2 separate regions of the Homo sapiens genome follow, and region 1 is linked to region 2. Evidence: chromatin loops called from intact Hi-C (ENCODE). Cell type or tissue: Caco-2. All regions are shown on one strand.

Region 1 (8,000 bases), 53 kb after region 2:
TAAAAGGCCATCACAGCCAAACCGGTGTTCTAGAATGGGATATGATAGAGGCAGAAAACGTAGCTCTTGTCAGTCAGTCCCTGGGGAAAGACACCCCAGTCGCACTGACTTGAAAAGCTTCGCAGGGCTGTGTCATGGGGCTGGTGGAAAGACCATCTCCCACAACGGTCCCGCATCTTCTGTGGGTTTCTCTCCTCGGTAGACAAGAAAATAAAGCTCCAGTTGTGCCACAAAGCCGCCTCCACAAAGCCTGGGAAAGTAACCAGGCAGTGAGAAAGGCCCTTGAACCTCCAAGTTCAACCACTTCCCTAGGACAATCCTGCAGTGCCTCCTGCTCCCGCTAGGGGGCCGCTCCCCCAACCCCACCCCCGCCCCCACCACCATGATCACCGCCCTCTCAGAGTGGACTCTGCCACGGAGTCACAAGCTGTCCAGAGCAGGGGGCCTTCCCTGCCCCCAGGGGGCATTCGTGACAGTAGTCCGCTGAGGAATGGGCTTAGAGACAAACACTGGGTTAACCAGAAGCAGGGGCTTTTCCCCCCAGGAAATGGTCACAGTGAGGGCAGATGTCCCTTCTCCTACACAACCCTCATCAACCAGATGCAATGAAATGTCCATAGGGCAAAAGAGAGAAAGGAGAGATGGAGCAGCCTGCCTTTATTTTGGTTTTGATGTTATCAAAGTGTTTCGTGCACAAAGTTTAAAAATCAAATACTTTAATACTGAACGCTTATAATGAAAAGTCAGCAGTCTCTTTCCTCATCCCTCCCACTTCCCCCCCTACCAAGTCCCACCCCACCCTCAGAGTCAATAACTTGTAACTTTGTTAACAGCTTCTTCTGTCATTAAGCTCCATTCCCATATGATATTCTTATATTAGTCCTTGAGTTCTCACTTTAAGCGGCTATCAGTTGACTTCTTGTTATAGCAGATGAAGATTTTTTCTTTTTGTTTTTTGTTTTCTTTTTTGAGACGTAGTCTCGCTCTGTCGCCCAGGCTGGAGTGCAGTGGCGCGATCTCGGCTTACTGCAAGCTCTGCCTCCCGGGAAGATTTTTTCTTTTACATCCCCCACTTCGCCTTCTACCATCCTCCCAATATGCTCAATCACAATTTTTGTTAATTCAATAATCAAAATTAGTATGATCATGTACATATTATTTCAAATGCTATGTATTTTACTATGTATTTCCTTTCCTGTTGAATTTTTATTTTTGCTGCAGTTAAAAATGTTCTTGTTTTCTCACTTTAAGAGGGTTTTTCAATTAGAAGTTAGACTTTTCTATAGCTTTTCCTCTCAATTTCTGTATGGTTCCTCCAGTTGGAAGCAATTCTCATGTATGTGACAAATATTTATTGAGCATCTACTTTTGCATATTATTCTACTAGGTGTTAAGATATATAGAAGGGAACCATTCACAGCCGAAAAATTTAGTTGAGAGACAAGAGAAGTACACATACAAAAATAAACAAACAACAGTACAATCAGGAAGCAATCATTCAAGCATTGCTCCAAGTGCTCTGTGGTGTGCGGAATTAATGGTGCCCAGGAGGAATATTCTGGAATCAGAGGCTAGGGCCACAAGAAAGGTTTTTTCTAGAGGATGCCAGGCCTGAACTGGGCTTCAAAGTCTGATTGGAATGTACAGGCAGAGATGGAAAGAGAGAATGTTCCAAGTGAGAGAATCAACAAAGATTTGGTCCATGAACCTCAAACATGCGAAACATCTTTTTAACTGCCCTATGTCTCAACTTCCCCATCATTAAATTAAAAAGTAGAAAGGAGTTTATAACTGGTACTGTGGCCACTAAGGAAGAGAAAATCCCTACTCGTAGAAAATATACCCTGAGCCTGGGAGGTTGAGGCTGCAGTGAGCTGTGATCATGCCACTGCACTCCAGCCTGGGTGACAGAGTGAGACCCTGTCTCAAATTTTTTTTTAAAAAAAAAAGAAAGAAAGGAAAATATACACTGAAGTATTTAGGGGTAAAGGACCAGCCAAAATGTGTGTAACTTACCCTCAAATGGTTCAGGGAAAAAAAAAAAGAGTGTATAGGTATTCCTTGTACTATTTTCATTTTTGGAATTCATTGGAACTTGAGAATTATTGGGAATTATTTAAATTTTTAAAATTAAGGCCGGGTGCGCTGGCTCATGCTTCTGATCCCCGCAATTTGGGAGGCCGAGGTAGGAGGATCACGAGGTCAGGAGATTGAGACCATCCTGGCTAACACAGTGAAACCCCATCTCTACTAAAAATACAAAAAAAATTAGCCAGGCATGGTGGCAGGCACCTGTGGTCCCAGCTACTCGGGAGGCTGAGGCAGGAGAATGGCGTGAACCCAGGAAGCGGAGTTTGCAGTGAGCCGAGATCGCACCACTGCACTCCAGCCTGGGCGACAGAGCGAGACTCCATCTCACAAAAAAAAAAAAAAAAAAAAAAAAAAAATTGAGCAAGACTCTGTCTCAAAGAAAAACAATAATGAGGATATGATGTTAAATGAAAAAAAGGCAAGATATAAAAGTATACATACTGTATAAATGCATTTATCTATATAGGTATAGGAAAAATGGAAGAAACTATAAGTATTTACAGTAGCATGATTAAGGGTAATTTTGTCTTTAACTTTTTTTATATTTTGAAGTTTTCCATACTGAGTATGTATTAATTTTCTAATAGAAATGAAATGAAAATAATTTTCTAATATTTTCTAAAAACATTAAAAATTAGGTTTGGGGAGAAACCTAGGGTTATTTTAAAAGATCAATATAAAATTATATGTGTTTATTCTTTAAAATCATATTCACATCATATTTAAATACAGTGGTTTTATGTTTTCCAAAGTGGAGAAGAACATCTATCCTATAGAGTTATGGGCCAGATTGAATGAAATAATCTGTCAAGTACTTAGCACAGTGCCTGCCCACAATGAACGCTCAGTAGATGTGACTCTAGGATGGGCGGCTATTTCAATAATCCTCACCCCCCTGCCTCCCCTTCGCCAGCCTCTTTGATTGAGAACAGGTTTTATTGGGTATGGCCCATTCTCCCAGCTGGTGCTGGGCCCTGGGTCTTTGGTCCGGGAGGGTGACTGACATGCCTGGCCTCCCTACAGGTGGCGGCGGAGTACTTCAAGAACACCACGCTGCTGCTGGTGGGGGTCATCTGCGTGGCGGCTGCCGTGGAGAAGTGGAACCTGCATAAGCGCATTGCTCTGCGCATGGTCTTGATGGCCGGAGCCAAGCCGGGCATGTAAGTCTTATTTGGGATGCCAGGACATAGGGCATCCTTCTAGCTCCCAGTGTGCCACCAGGACAGTGGTCTCAGGTCACTGCGGGATGTCCACTTCAGCTGTTTTTTTACCAAAGGGTCGGGCTGACACCAGAGCCATAGGACCCGTCCAGGGAGAGGGCCTGTGATCATGGAGTAGAGATTTAAACCTGTGACCTTGCTATCATTATCCAAAGAATTTACCCATTGACCTAGGCTGCAAGGGCAGCAGCTTACAACATATAGGGGCCCATCAGGTAAAACAGGATGGACCAAGAGAAATTGTTTCCCAACCTGTTTCCTGTGTATCAGGGAACAGGCTGGACCGGAAGTGGCTGTCTTCTCCTTTGTCACTGAAGGAGACGGGAATGTTTCCTCCCATCCACCCTGAGTTTTTGTCATCAGTTCAGACCACAGACCCAGTTAGAGACACTGCATTTGACTGTGATGCGGGAGGGAGTCCCACCCTCGGGGAATGTGTTACGGTGTCAAGGTTGAGTTTTGTGTTAGCTTCAGCAATGTTCCATTTGGATTCCCCTGCCTGTACCTTCCCTTTTGGAATATCCTGCTCACCTCCTTCTAGTTTACAACTTTCTTGCTGTATTTTATGTAAGCTGCCCTGACTCCTATGGGAGTCAACACGAGTATAAATAAATAATATAGTATTGGTTCTCAGTATGAGTCATTTAGATGACTATAGGTTATGCTTAAAAGCATGTTCCTGTCTCCCAGATTGTCAAACAGGTCTGATAACTACAGCTTAATCCACCCCCTAACTCAGTAATAATCTTGCCCCTACACTCAACCTCCCAGGCACACAGTGGCATTTCGTCACATCATATGGAGACTCTGTGGCTCTTTAAAATCTCTGTGTACTATCTGCAAGAATTTTTATCCTCTCACATTTCCACTCCTCCCTATTTACATCAGTCAGCAAGTTGCCACCCCCAGAGGCAGTTACCCGTGTAGGTACAGAATTGGCAAAGTCAAGTCGCTGTCAGCCAATGGAGTCCACATGATAAACGTACTGTCCCCAAGTTGTGCAAAGTCAGTGATTCCACCTAAAATAATAAACACAGTAGTCTTTATGTTGGCTTATCTTATGGAAACTAGGACATGTCTGTACAGGCACACATTGCACAACGTTCTCAAAGCCAAAGAGAAATAATTAGAGGGTTAACCTTGTTAGTGTTTTTCTCCAAGTGTTGACGCTTTAAGATGTCAGCTGGAAAAGTGCACACAGTGACACGGGACACTTCTGTGACTTTGGGGGCTATGCCTTCAGCATGTTGACAGGTAGTGGGTGGAACTGTGAGCTCCAAACATTCATCTCTATTGGGTCACTGATATCTATGGTGACTTGGCGGCAAAGCAAGGAGTGCCGTGGCGCTCACAGAATTGCTGGCTGCGAGGGCAAACAAAGTATTGCCTTCCACACACAAACACACATCACCGCCAAGCTCCAGCCAATGTCCGTGGAGACAGAAAAACAATGGTAAGTCTACACCCTGTGGCCCTACTACCAGAGCTATTCTTTGCTTCACTAAGGACTTTTTTCTGGCTAAGGCCGCTAGTCCATGAAGTGTGATTCATTCATTCAAGAAGTATTGCTTTAATACTTACGCTGTGCCAAGCATTGGGAGTACAGAGCTGAATGGCACCCTGCAGGACAAATGCCTGCCTTTCCAGCCACAGCTGTCTAGACCAGCCCCAGCAGGTTGGTAGGAGGCCCACTGTGGAGCCGCAGGGATGTGTGTTCCGTGGACGCTCTGCCCCAACCCTCCCTGCCTTCCAGGCTGCTGCTCTGCTTCATGTGCTGTACCACGTTGCTGTCCATGTGGCTGTCCAACACCTCCACCACCGCCATGGTGATGCCCATCGTGGAGGCCGTGCTGCAGGAGCTGGTCAGTGCTGAGGACGAGCAGCTCGTGGCGGGCAACTCCAACACCGAAGAGGCCGAACCCATCAGTACAGTTTGCTGGAGTTCATCTCTCCTTTGCTCCTCCAACCTCCCCTGGGGTCCTCCTGCCTGGCTCCTCTAGGGAGACTGCCCAACTTTGTGCCCACCCCAGGACCCCCTCAGCCATGCCCCCACATTCCCCTTCCTCTTCCCTCTCTCCTCTTTCCCATCCCAGCTCTTGGACTCTGAAGCTTCCCTGAACTCCCTGTTCTGGCTCTTCCTTCCTCCTTCACTTCTGGGCTCTTTTCCCCCAAATGCTCAAGGGTACACACTGCTCTTTGCCCCCAAATGCTCAAGGATCACTGCAAAACCCTGGGGCCAGTCTGCATCCATGAGCCCCATTCTATTTACAGAGCAAAGGGAAGGAGAAATGTCACCCACTCCATATGGCCCACCTCCGCCCTAAGCCCTTGAGCTATGCTCCAACCCACAGGGTCAGCCCCAGCCTCCACCTCTCACATACTGCTTTTCTTTGCTACTCATAGGTCTGGATGTAAAGAACAGCCAACCTTCTCTGGAACTCATCTTTGTCAATGAAGAGTGAGTATGACTGCCCTCTCCCAGACAGCGCCTCTCAGAGTCCATAGGGGAGGTCAGAAAAGAGGGGACCTAGACCCATAAACAGCTCTTTGAGATGTACCACCCAAGCTCACCACCTTGCCACACCACCCCCCCACCCCGCCCAACCTCCCCCATTTCCTCTCCATACCTAGGAGTGACCTGTCAGGACCTGGAGAGTCACTCCCTTAACCACAGTGTTGCAGTGATGAGGAAGAAATAAAAAGGCCACACTGAATCTCAGTGGATATATGAACTGTCCACACAGCCACCATGCAGAATCTCTTCTAAATTCATGTCCCTTTTAGGAAAATAGTATGTTTAATTTGTTAACGGAAAACCGTTCACATCTCGATGCCACTGCAGATTCTTGGAGAATCATGAAATATTTTCTAGATATTAGATAAGGTCTTGGTAGATTTGGTCTTGTTAGATATGGCAAAGAAAACTTAGGTGACAGGTAGGGGATGAGGGGACAGGAGGTGAGAGGGCCTTGTGATGATGGGAAGCAGAGCTGGAAAAGGAGAAGCAGCCTCAGACATTCCTGGAGGAAGCTCTATTAACAGCTGATTCCATTTGGAGATTCTATTTCAAAATGTGGCCCACAGGCATGCCACAATGAATAGTCCACATTTAAAAGCTGGATTTGTAATACAGCTCAGCTCTGTCATTTGCCCTTGTTGTAAAAAAGGAGAACGCACATTGGGTGAAATCAGCGTTCACAGTGGGACAGACGTGGAAGGGTGCCATCAGGAAATCGCTTTATTTTTCTCCACCACTATCTTCAATCATAGCATATTGGATTTCTTGATGACATCACCCTTGATGATATCCCAGGCAAATCCCGTAGCTCTCCTGGTTCCTTTCAGGTATTATAACAATCTCATGTTCAGACATTTGGGAGACTAGTCCAAATTCAAATCAAAACTTCAACTTCTCAGCCAAAGCTTCTCCCATACCCACCCACCCCTCACCCTAGGCCTGCAGAAGAAAGAAGGTGAAAGTAAGTCGGGGGAGGGAGTTGAGCTTCTTTCTGTCTTCCTCCACCTCCCTCTTCTCCTCCTCCCCTAACCGCACCCTCACTCTGCTGCTTCTGACTTTTCTGGGCTTAGGACAGCAGCTCTAGGGTACAGGAAAGATAAATGGGTGAGAAGGGTCTGGATGGGGGCTATTGAGGTCTGGGGTTGGTGCCCTCTCTGAGATTTCAGTCCCTGGCTCTTTCATCTGTGGGGCAACTGCCTTCAGGGTCTTTGGAGCATCCCATTATGGCGCCCTCTGCAGGGCCTCAGGCCTGATGGCAGGGCCTTGCTCTGGGATTAACACTCACGCCACCCTCCAGGGCCTGTGCTCTGGTGGTTAACTCCCCCACAACCCCTGTATTGGGGCTGCCTCTGCCTCTGGGCAGGCCTGTCCCAGGTGACCCAGGAAAAGGCCATCCTCACTGTGGCCTTTTCTCCTCCCTGTGGCCTCTCTGGCATCACCCTACTGGCTTCTTGCCTTTGCTCTTTTCCACACAAAAATGTATCCCCAAACTCCAAAAGAAAAGCCTGAGTTGTCCCTAGAACTCTAAGCATCTTTTGTGCTGGTGGGAACTGGGTCATTTGCTGGGTGTGCAGACAGCACTCTTGCGGCCACCACCTCCCATGCTACCTGAGGATCCTCGCCTACCCTCCTCACCCAGTTTGGGAAGAAGGGAAGGGAAACATCACAGCACATTCTCCTCCCAGGCTAAGAACTCACTCCAAAGAACACTTCCCTCTGCACGCCTGTCAGCTTCTTATCCTTCCCTGACAGAGCCTGAAGAGGGACCATGGCCGCAGGACCCACATCCCGCATGTGTGTGCCCAATACGCTCTCTGTCTTCACAGTGGCTGAGCTGGTGGCTCCCACTGTCCTCGCAACTAAGACAAACTGGAAACATTCACTGATCACTCAGTGTGTCAGTTACACTGATGGCTAAGTTCTCATCTTCTTCTGTCCTCAAGGCAAAGGTTGGGGACCAGCAGGGGTGGGAGAGACTCACCCCCTGAGGTGTACTTGCTGATCAGAAGTCCTCCCCCTCCGCCACCCTCTCCCTCTCCCTTGACTTTCCCTGAGTACAATCCAGGCCCTCCCTGCTCCTGTCACCTCCGATACGCATATCACAAGTTCCCCTTTCTAGATAGTGGTCTTCCCAGAGTCAGTCAGTGAGAACATGAGAGTCAGCCAGTGAG
Region 2 (8,000 bases):
CCTTTCAAGATGCACTGGAATTTGTATTTTATAATCTAGCATACAAGGTCCTCTGAAGACACTTTTTTTTTCTTTTAAACAAATGAAGACTCTACCCTCTGAAGCATTTCATCTTCAGGAAAACAGACACAAAATTATTTAATCATTTCCCCAAAGTCAACATTGGTGAAAATTTCTGGGATTAAGAAAAACAATATGATAGGATTTTGTGGTAGAGAGGCTGCCTTTTATATTTTACTTGTGACTTTTCCCAATGCCAAAATTCTATGACTCTATGATCAATATTCTCCCATGGCTCTCATGGCTGCTAATGGCTATGTTTGGGGGACTTTCTCTTCTAACTGTAAGAGTCTTGAGGCTTAACATTCCAAAGTGCTGGCTACATCCCCAGTGGGAAAAAAAAATTTCTACCATGTAGTAGCTATTTCTATTGTTTTATAAGAATGAAAATAAGCCACATAATTAAGCCTGGAGCCCAGGGAAGGGAGCTCAAAAAATGCCTTCTGTGGTGCCATGATAGTGGATGACAAAGTAGATAAACAGGAATCCCTCCTGTCCCCCAGATAGAAAGTCATATGAGTCGAGTCATCCTCCCGCATCTCCTGCCAGGCTACACCTGGCCAATGTGCTTATATAATACTGGATAATAGTGAATGAAAGTTTACATCCCAGGGTCTCCCAGTGAGTTTGTCCATTCATTCATTCACGCAAACCCATTAATTGCATCTCTCACATGTCAGGTACTATGCAAGACACAGGAAACATAAAGGTCAATAAAACCCTGTCTGGACCCTCAAAGAACTGCAGACTGATGCATGAGACAGGTCCACAAATAATAATGCATCCCAATGTATCTCTCAGTGTTGAACTAAAAGAGTGGGCTCTCTGTCACAGCAACTCTCAACCAGGGCCAATTTTGTGCCCCCCACCCCCACCCTGGGACGTTTAGCAGTGTCTGCAGACATTTTTGATTGACACAGCTGGGGTGAGGGATGCTACTGGCTTCTAGTGGGTAGAAGCGAGGGATGCTGTTAAACATCCCACAGTGCATAGGACGGTCCCACAACAAGGAATTATCTAGCCCCAAAAGTCAACAGTGCTGAGGTTGAGAACCCTCATCTAGTGGGATAAAATATGATGTAGTCAGCTCTGTCTGGTCATCTCTGGAATTTGAGCCGACTTGATCACTTTTGTTCTTTTCATAGTTGTGTCATTGATTGGCTTTTGCTCCTAAGCAAGTTACTTCGCCTCACTTGGCTTAAGTTTCCTCATCTATAAAATAGATGTAGAGTCTCTGATCTCTAAATCCATTCTAGCCTAAGAAGCTATGGTCTTCTTGGGCCAATATTTATGCTTTCACTGAACCCTGCTTCCGAGAGGAGAATGCCTTGGCCAAAGACTGTTTACTCCACTCCAGGTCAAGGAGATAAACTAGTTTCCTGTGTTGATCTGGAGTCTCACTCAGGAAGGGCAAGCATGACCTCTGCCCGAGGACCCTGAGTTAGGACACTTCCATCTTTGGAGTTTTCTCATCAGCAAACAGGAACTACTTAACTGCTCTGCCTCCCTGTGTCCGGAGGAAGCCTTTGAGTCAATGAAGAGATGGAAAATTACCCGGATGCTGTTCCTGTGACTAGGTCCAAACCACAAATGCCACTTTTCTCCCTTTGGGGGGCCTGTGGCAAGGACAGGGTGGGGAGACACTGTGCTGTCCCTGTGGTGTAGGCTGGTGGGCTGGGCCGGGGAGGAGTAGTGTCTCTTTATCTGTCTGTGGGGCTGCCTCAGGGAGGACCTTCGTCATTTTTCTCCCTGAGGACAAAAAACTTCAATTCTTGGCCACATATTTTAGGCTCTGGGGACTGGGTAGGGATCTGGTGCCCTCAAATTCTCACACTCTCTCTCTCTCCCCCGCCGTGGCTTCAGGCTTAGTCACCAAACAGAAAGAGCTTTTCTGAGCCAGCCGGCTGGAGGACAAGAGCAGCTACAGAGACCAGGGGAAGCCAGGTCCCCACAAGACGCGCTCCTGCCTGGGCCTGAACAGAGGCCTCTTCAATGCTGCTGTGGTGCTGCTGTAACCAGAAAGGCAGAAAAAGGGAGACTAGGGCAGGGCTGGAGATGAGGGCAGGGCTGGTCTTGGCAGTGACACTGAGTTTGGTGTTATTGGGCTCTCTGTCTTGGCAGAAATGCATCAAGGATGGCAACTGGAGTATCTTCGTGTCCTCTCCCCTGCTACACCAGTGCCACCTTAGGTAGCAGATCCTGTGTGTGATGAACAAATGAACTGCTGTGAAAGAAAGAGAGAAAGAAAGAAAGAAAGAAAGAAAGAAAGAAAGAAAGAGAGAGAGAGAGAGAGAGAGAGAGAGAGAAAGAAAGAAAGAAAGAAAGAAAGAAAGAAAGAAAGAAAGAAAGAAAGAAAGAAAGAAAGAAAGAAAAACAACCCAGAGACATTAAGTAATATGCCCAAGTTATTTAAACTGCTAGTCAAGGGGAACTTCTATCAAATGTGCTTCACTGAACTTATCAACAATAAAAGTTCCAAATCAGACAAATATTTCCCACTCTGTATGTTTTCATTGCTTGGGATGTTGGGGGTTTTTCTGGAGGCGGCAGGGTTGGTATGATTTACATTAAGTAAAATGTGCAAATCTTAAGTACACCGCTTAATGACTTTTATATATGTATATACCCAAGAATCATGTTCCCAGATGAAGATATAAAACGTTCCCATTGTTCTAGAAAGTGTCCTCGAACCCTATTTCAGTTGATAGCCACTTCAAGAAATAACCAGGTTTTTTTCTACTTCTGTCACCATAAATTAGTTTTGCCTGTTCTTGAACTTCTTATTATCAACCTCATATTGTTTTCTTCAATATAATGTATTTGGGGTTCATCCACATTGTGTCAGTAATTTGTCCTTTTTGATTGCTGTGTAGTATTTCACTGTATAAATATATCACATTCTGTTTATCCATTGTTCTGTTGATGGATATTTTGATTATTTTCAGTTTTTGGTTATTGTAATATATTTATCCTAAAGATATGAATTGGATAGGGATAATTTTTTGTTAATTTGTCTCAAAACATGTGCCTATTTTAATTCCCCTTCAAACAAACTCTAATAAAAGTCATTCTCCAAAGCTCCCAGAAGTTGAGATAGAAAGAAGTATTTATTAAATTACCTCAAAGATCTTTTCAGACATGAAATCCTCTAATTCAATGTCTTCTCTAAGAGCTGCTGTTAAGCACCTGCTTGCATGAATTCTAAAATTTTCTCTGAACTGTAATACAGAGAGTGGTTGTTTCCATGTAGAAACAACCCCTGCCTCTATAAATTCACCGACAAAGACTAGAGAACTTATTCAAGCACAAAAAACATACTCATATCTCTTCACAAGATGGCACCTATTTCCAAATGAAAGATGCTCTCCTGTTCTGCGCACTGGAAGCAACTTGGGAGTGACCAGAAGAAATGGTGGAATGTAAATAAATATAACTACTTCATTTCAATCCTTTTTTCTTCCATGGAAAGCAACGGTGGTTTCTTTCTTGAGATAGGTGGGAAAGAATGAAGCCCACAATGGACTATTTACCAGGCCTCCAAAGCATTTCTCAGAATTTTCAGATCCTGCAGTGAATTCCTACCACCCATTGTATTCAGATTTTCATTTCGTCTAATGCTAACTCTAATGAGTCTATACCATACCTGGTGAGCCGAACTGCAGTACACACTCCATCACACCGTCAGTCTTCTATTTAACCCAGACAAAGGGTCTTTTATACTCTTCCTGGACATGAAAATAAAAGATTGGAAACAATCATTTTAATGATATATTTATTTAAAAAAAAACTTTGCCTTAAGATTTGTTCAACAAATATTCATTCAGCCACAAGGACTGAACTCCCAAAGCCAAAGGTTGGAGTCACCATTATTGTGGCACCTAACATCTTGTATGATGTCTAAAAAAAGGAAAATTCAAAAGAAAATTTGCACAATGGCCCACGATGGCTGTAGTCAGACATGTAGGTAATAAAACCTAGGCCTGTAAACTAAAGCTGACTTCTTGCCTGTGTAACTGGAGTTTGTTACATACTTCACTGACAGGTACTGGTTATAAACCTGTTTATCAGCTGTAGAACAAAGACAGGATGCAAAGAGTTGCCCTCCACCAGACCCTAAGGCACCTAACCTTTCTCCTACCCGCTCCACCATATATTTACCTTATCTTATGGACAGTGTCACCGAGCACCAATCAGAATCACAAAAATTCAACTACTGCTTCCCTCCTCCTTTCTCCCACCTTCTGTGCCACGCCTATCCCTCATTAGGAAATGTATCTATACTGTGCCTCCTGTAACCCACTTAGAGACACATTCTTAGTCTATACTGAGTCTGTGTTCCTGGGCTTCCGTCTTCAAGTGTGGCTCAGAATAAATCTAAGCATGATTTCTCTAAGTTCTAGTGCCTGTTATTTCACTTTTCAGCCAATGGTGTATACCATCCAAACACTGAAGTCCTACCCTCATCACACCTAAGACTGCAACCAAAAATACTATGGACAGGGCGGTGAGGCACACAGATTCCATCCCATCCCCTCTCTGTCTTCTCTCATCCCTCTTGGCTCAGCCCTGATCTCTCTTCTCCTCTCCCCTCCTCTTCTATCCCTTTTCCTACTTGGTCTCCTGTCTGCCGATCTCCAAGGCTCTTTATGAGTTCACAGAAAAAAGAAAAGGGGATGGGGGAATGGGGAGAGGACACACAGATGTAGCTGTTACAACTAAACAGCCTTTATACTCAAGCCATTCAGATTCCTGTATCCCACCTTTAGGTACTATTGGTTCCTCACCTTACCCCACATATAGCCCAGGAAGACCTTATCTGCTCTCCAGCTGGCCTAATGCACCATTATTTTCTCCAGATCCTTCACATCAAGACCCGAACCTCCCTCACCCCACCCACTTGGCTTTACCAAGGTAGGGAATGAAATTCCTCCCTGGGATCCTAATGAGCAGTGGTAGTCCCTGAGCTGCCAATCTCTCATCCTCACAACAGGCAGGGGTGGTGCTTGTCTGTCATTATGCTTGACTCCTTTCCCTTCCTTTCCCTAAGCTGGTCTCGCCCTTTTCTTAAAATGACAACACTGTGTAGAATCAGCTCCTGACAGCCTCACCCACCCCAATCAGCCCCGGCCAGCCAGGGCTCTGGAGGCGTCATCTGAAAACCAGGGTATTTTTTTCTAACCTCTCCCCGCCCTCCACCCACCTCTTGTTCTTTCAAGAACAAATTCTTTCCCCGGCATTTCTAAATTAAGAGGAAAAGAAAAGGAGTTTCTTCCATTTTCGTCGTGGATGAAAATAAGCCAGTTGTCAGTTATTTACCCAAAATCTGATTCGGAAATGACCCAGTCCTAGACTGGATTTAAATTTTAAAGGCAAACCTAAAAAGAGTTTCTGAGATATTTTTTAAAAATTCACCAAAAGTGGCCAGGAGGTGAATTTGCTAAGCTGTGGTTATTGGCAAGAAGAACTGCAAAGGCAGGAAATTCTCTGCATAACTAGCCCGTCTTCCCGAAGCCTGCCGGGAGCAGGAACAGGAGTTTCCAACTCCTCCCTGACTATTTCTCCTGAGTCCCCAGTCCAGGCACCCACTGGCTCTGGGCACAAGCCCGCCAGCCTCTTATTGCAAATCACAGCATATGTTCACATCCATTCATCGAATCCCATTTGGCAAGAGTTCAGGCAAGAAGGTGGGATTAACTTGCCAAGACACCAACCACTCCCTCACTACAGGCTGCACGAAGTCCTCTCCTTCTATGTAATCCAGCCAGACAGCAGCCAAGATGCTTACCTCAGGGAACGTTCCATTCTGGAAAATTCCTTCTGGAATCACTCCTTTCTGTTGCCCCACCAACTCCACCTCTCTGACCCAACTCCCACCACACACAGACACAGTGTATTAGTCAGGGCAGGCTAGGTGCTGCAACAAACATCCCCAACATCTCAGTCAATTAGTACAGAGGGTTTGTTTGTCTCTCATACTTAACATCTGAGCAAATATTGCTATGATTTTGAGGTTTTTTCCAAATTATACTTCTAGCCCTCGAGGTCTTAATTTTTTGAGGAACTGTGACTTATCCATGTTTATGTAACAGAGATGTCCCTCTTTATAGTTTGCAGCGTAAACAGCATACTTCAAGCAGGTCCCAGATGCAAGGTTTGAGCCTTCAAAAGCTGGTAGCAGCCGGAAATCCTATATTTTTATTTAATTCTGTATTTTACAAAATTCCAACTCCTTTGCTTTTATATATCCAAAAGTACCTGCATTCTTACCAGTAGGTAAGATAGATAGGAAATGGGAGGAAAAAATGCAAAGGAAATGAGAAGTCAGAGAGGGATCAAAACTTATTCATCCCTATCCAGCTCTGCCAACAACAGCAGCAGGCTGGTAGCTGGGTATGTAGTCAAGATAGACAACATACTCCCTGGAAGCCACAGTAGTGACCCTCCAGGGCTATGCTCAGTCAAGAAAACTACGCTAAAGATCTAAGCCCCTTCCCACAAGGACTCTTTCAGCTACTTCCCTGGGTGAGCAGACCCCAAGAGACCTGGATCGGGATGGGGTTCAGCAAGTACCTCACAGATCCAGAACCATTTCTCCCTTCTCTCCTGCCTCAGTCAGGTGGATTTATCAGCTCTCCCTGTCTAAGTATCCATCAGTCTAACCACCTCAAACCTCCTAGTAACTTCATTCTGGGGATCCAGTTGCCTGTCTCTGCCACTGGCCACAGTTGGAGCCAATCAGATGCCCATTCACAACAGATCTCCCTAGTTCTGAATCACAGGGGAGGGTGTAAATGCCTATAGTAGATTGTATTCCTGTTCACCAATGATGCCAGCTTTCCATGCTGTGGCAGAAGTATACATCCCTGCCCTGCTGGACTCAGAAACTGCCCTGTGACTTACTTTAGCCATTAAAATGGGTTGGGGGCAGGGGGGATGGAAATGTGGAATGTGTGTCACTTCTGAGCAGAAATTATGAGAGCCAGAGCATGGTTTACTTGACCCTTTTTCCCTCTGCCATGATGACCAAGCAGTGCTTCATATAGAAGCTGCTGCATTAGCCCAGGTCCCAGAATGAGGACAACATGGAGGAAAGCCATAGCCAACCCAGGATGAATACATTGCATGCATGAAAAATAAACCTCTACTGATTCTTGTTGTAAGCCCTTGGAACTTCGGGGTCATTTGTTAAAATGGTGGAAGCTTGTAGATCCTGACTGATGAAGTGAATGCCCTGCCCTCCCTTCCCAGAATGCTCTGGGAGTCCCTGTGTACATTACACCACCTTCTCCCCAGAGCTTTTCATACCCAAAGAGGCTTCTCAAAGAAATCATTTTGCATCTTTTCTCCAGGTCTGTTGCCTGCCTTCTTTAGCAAATAAGGAAGTCACAACATCTGCCCTGGCACGCCCTTCTAGTTTGGCCTCTACGGAAACTGATTGGCAGTTCCTTTTGCTAACGAAGGAAAAAACTGTAATCTCTGAGGGCACTGCCACCACCTACGTTTGCCCTACTGTGGTTTGTGCATGGTAGACACCAGTGGATGTTTGTTGTCTGAAGAGAACGGGGATAATTTTGAGGAAGAAATTGGTAGCATCATTAGTAAAATTTAAAAGCCTGAGAGGTAGGTGGGACCATCTAGAATGTGTTCCATCTAAATTTCTACTCACACCATGTCCCTGTTTTAGCAACCTCCCTCAAACCCCTCCCCGCCAAAAAAAACAAAGAAGCACCTATAAGCAAAGGGTGTAACTCGGTTATTTTTAAACTGAAAATACAAAGATCCAAGGCTTTGGGACAAGTCAAATAAAACTGCAATTTTTATCTCCCTGTCCTCCCCTAGACAAAGCACTTGCATCTGGAGTGGAGATTACGCAGGCATTCGGTCTGTGCAAAGCCCAGAAGCTGAACTGATTGCATTGCAGATGCTTTAGGGACACCTAA

What was found. Hi-C counts contacts between places; a loop is a spot of excess contacts. Peaks named below come from ENCODE experiments on the same cell type or tissue, not always from the same donor. Only the 100,000 strongest peaks of a DNase experiment are listed, where the experiment ranks them.
Region 1: a loop joins it to region 2, with 4 times the contacts of the local background. A loop is called at or near these places in 10 of 110 quality-filtered maps.

The regions. Positions count from the first base shown.
Region 1 is chr7:135,703,365-135,711,364 of GRCh38, reverse strand. It overlaps SLC13A4 (solute carrier family 13 member 4), which reads left to right. Exons shown (of 16, transcript NM_001318192.2): 3 at 3,115-3,251; 4 at 5,065-5,237; 5 at 5,715-5,769. LOC105375521 (a long non-coding RNA gene) reads right to left here. Exons shown (of 5, transcript XR_928021.3): 4 at 4,893-8,000; 5 at 2,769-4,330. Among named protein-coding and RNA genes, the nearest start is that of SLC13A4, 21 kb to the left of the region's middle. RefSeq lists an enhancer at 6,970-7,264. In Caco-2, CTCF peaks have their summits at 311 and 7,049 (motif pointing left); DNase peaks (open chromatin) are centred at 3,128 and 3,594.
Region 2 is chr7:135,755,870-135,763,869 of GRCh38, reverse strand. LOC105375522 (a long non-coding RNA gene) reads right to left here and starts at 5,347. Exons shown (of 3, transcript XR_001745032.2): 1 at 5,261-5,347; 2 at 3,704-3,785. In Caco-2, no CTCF peak of the experiment used is centred here; a DNase peak (open chromatin) is centred at 4,209.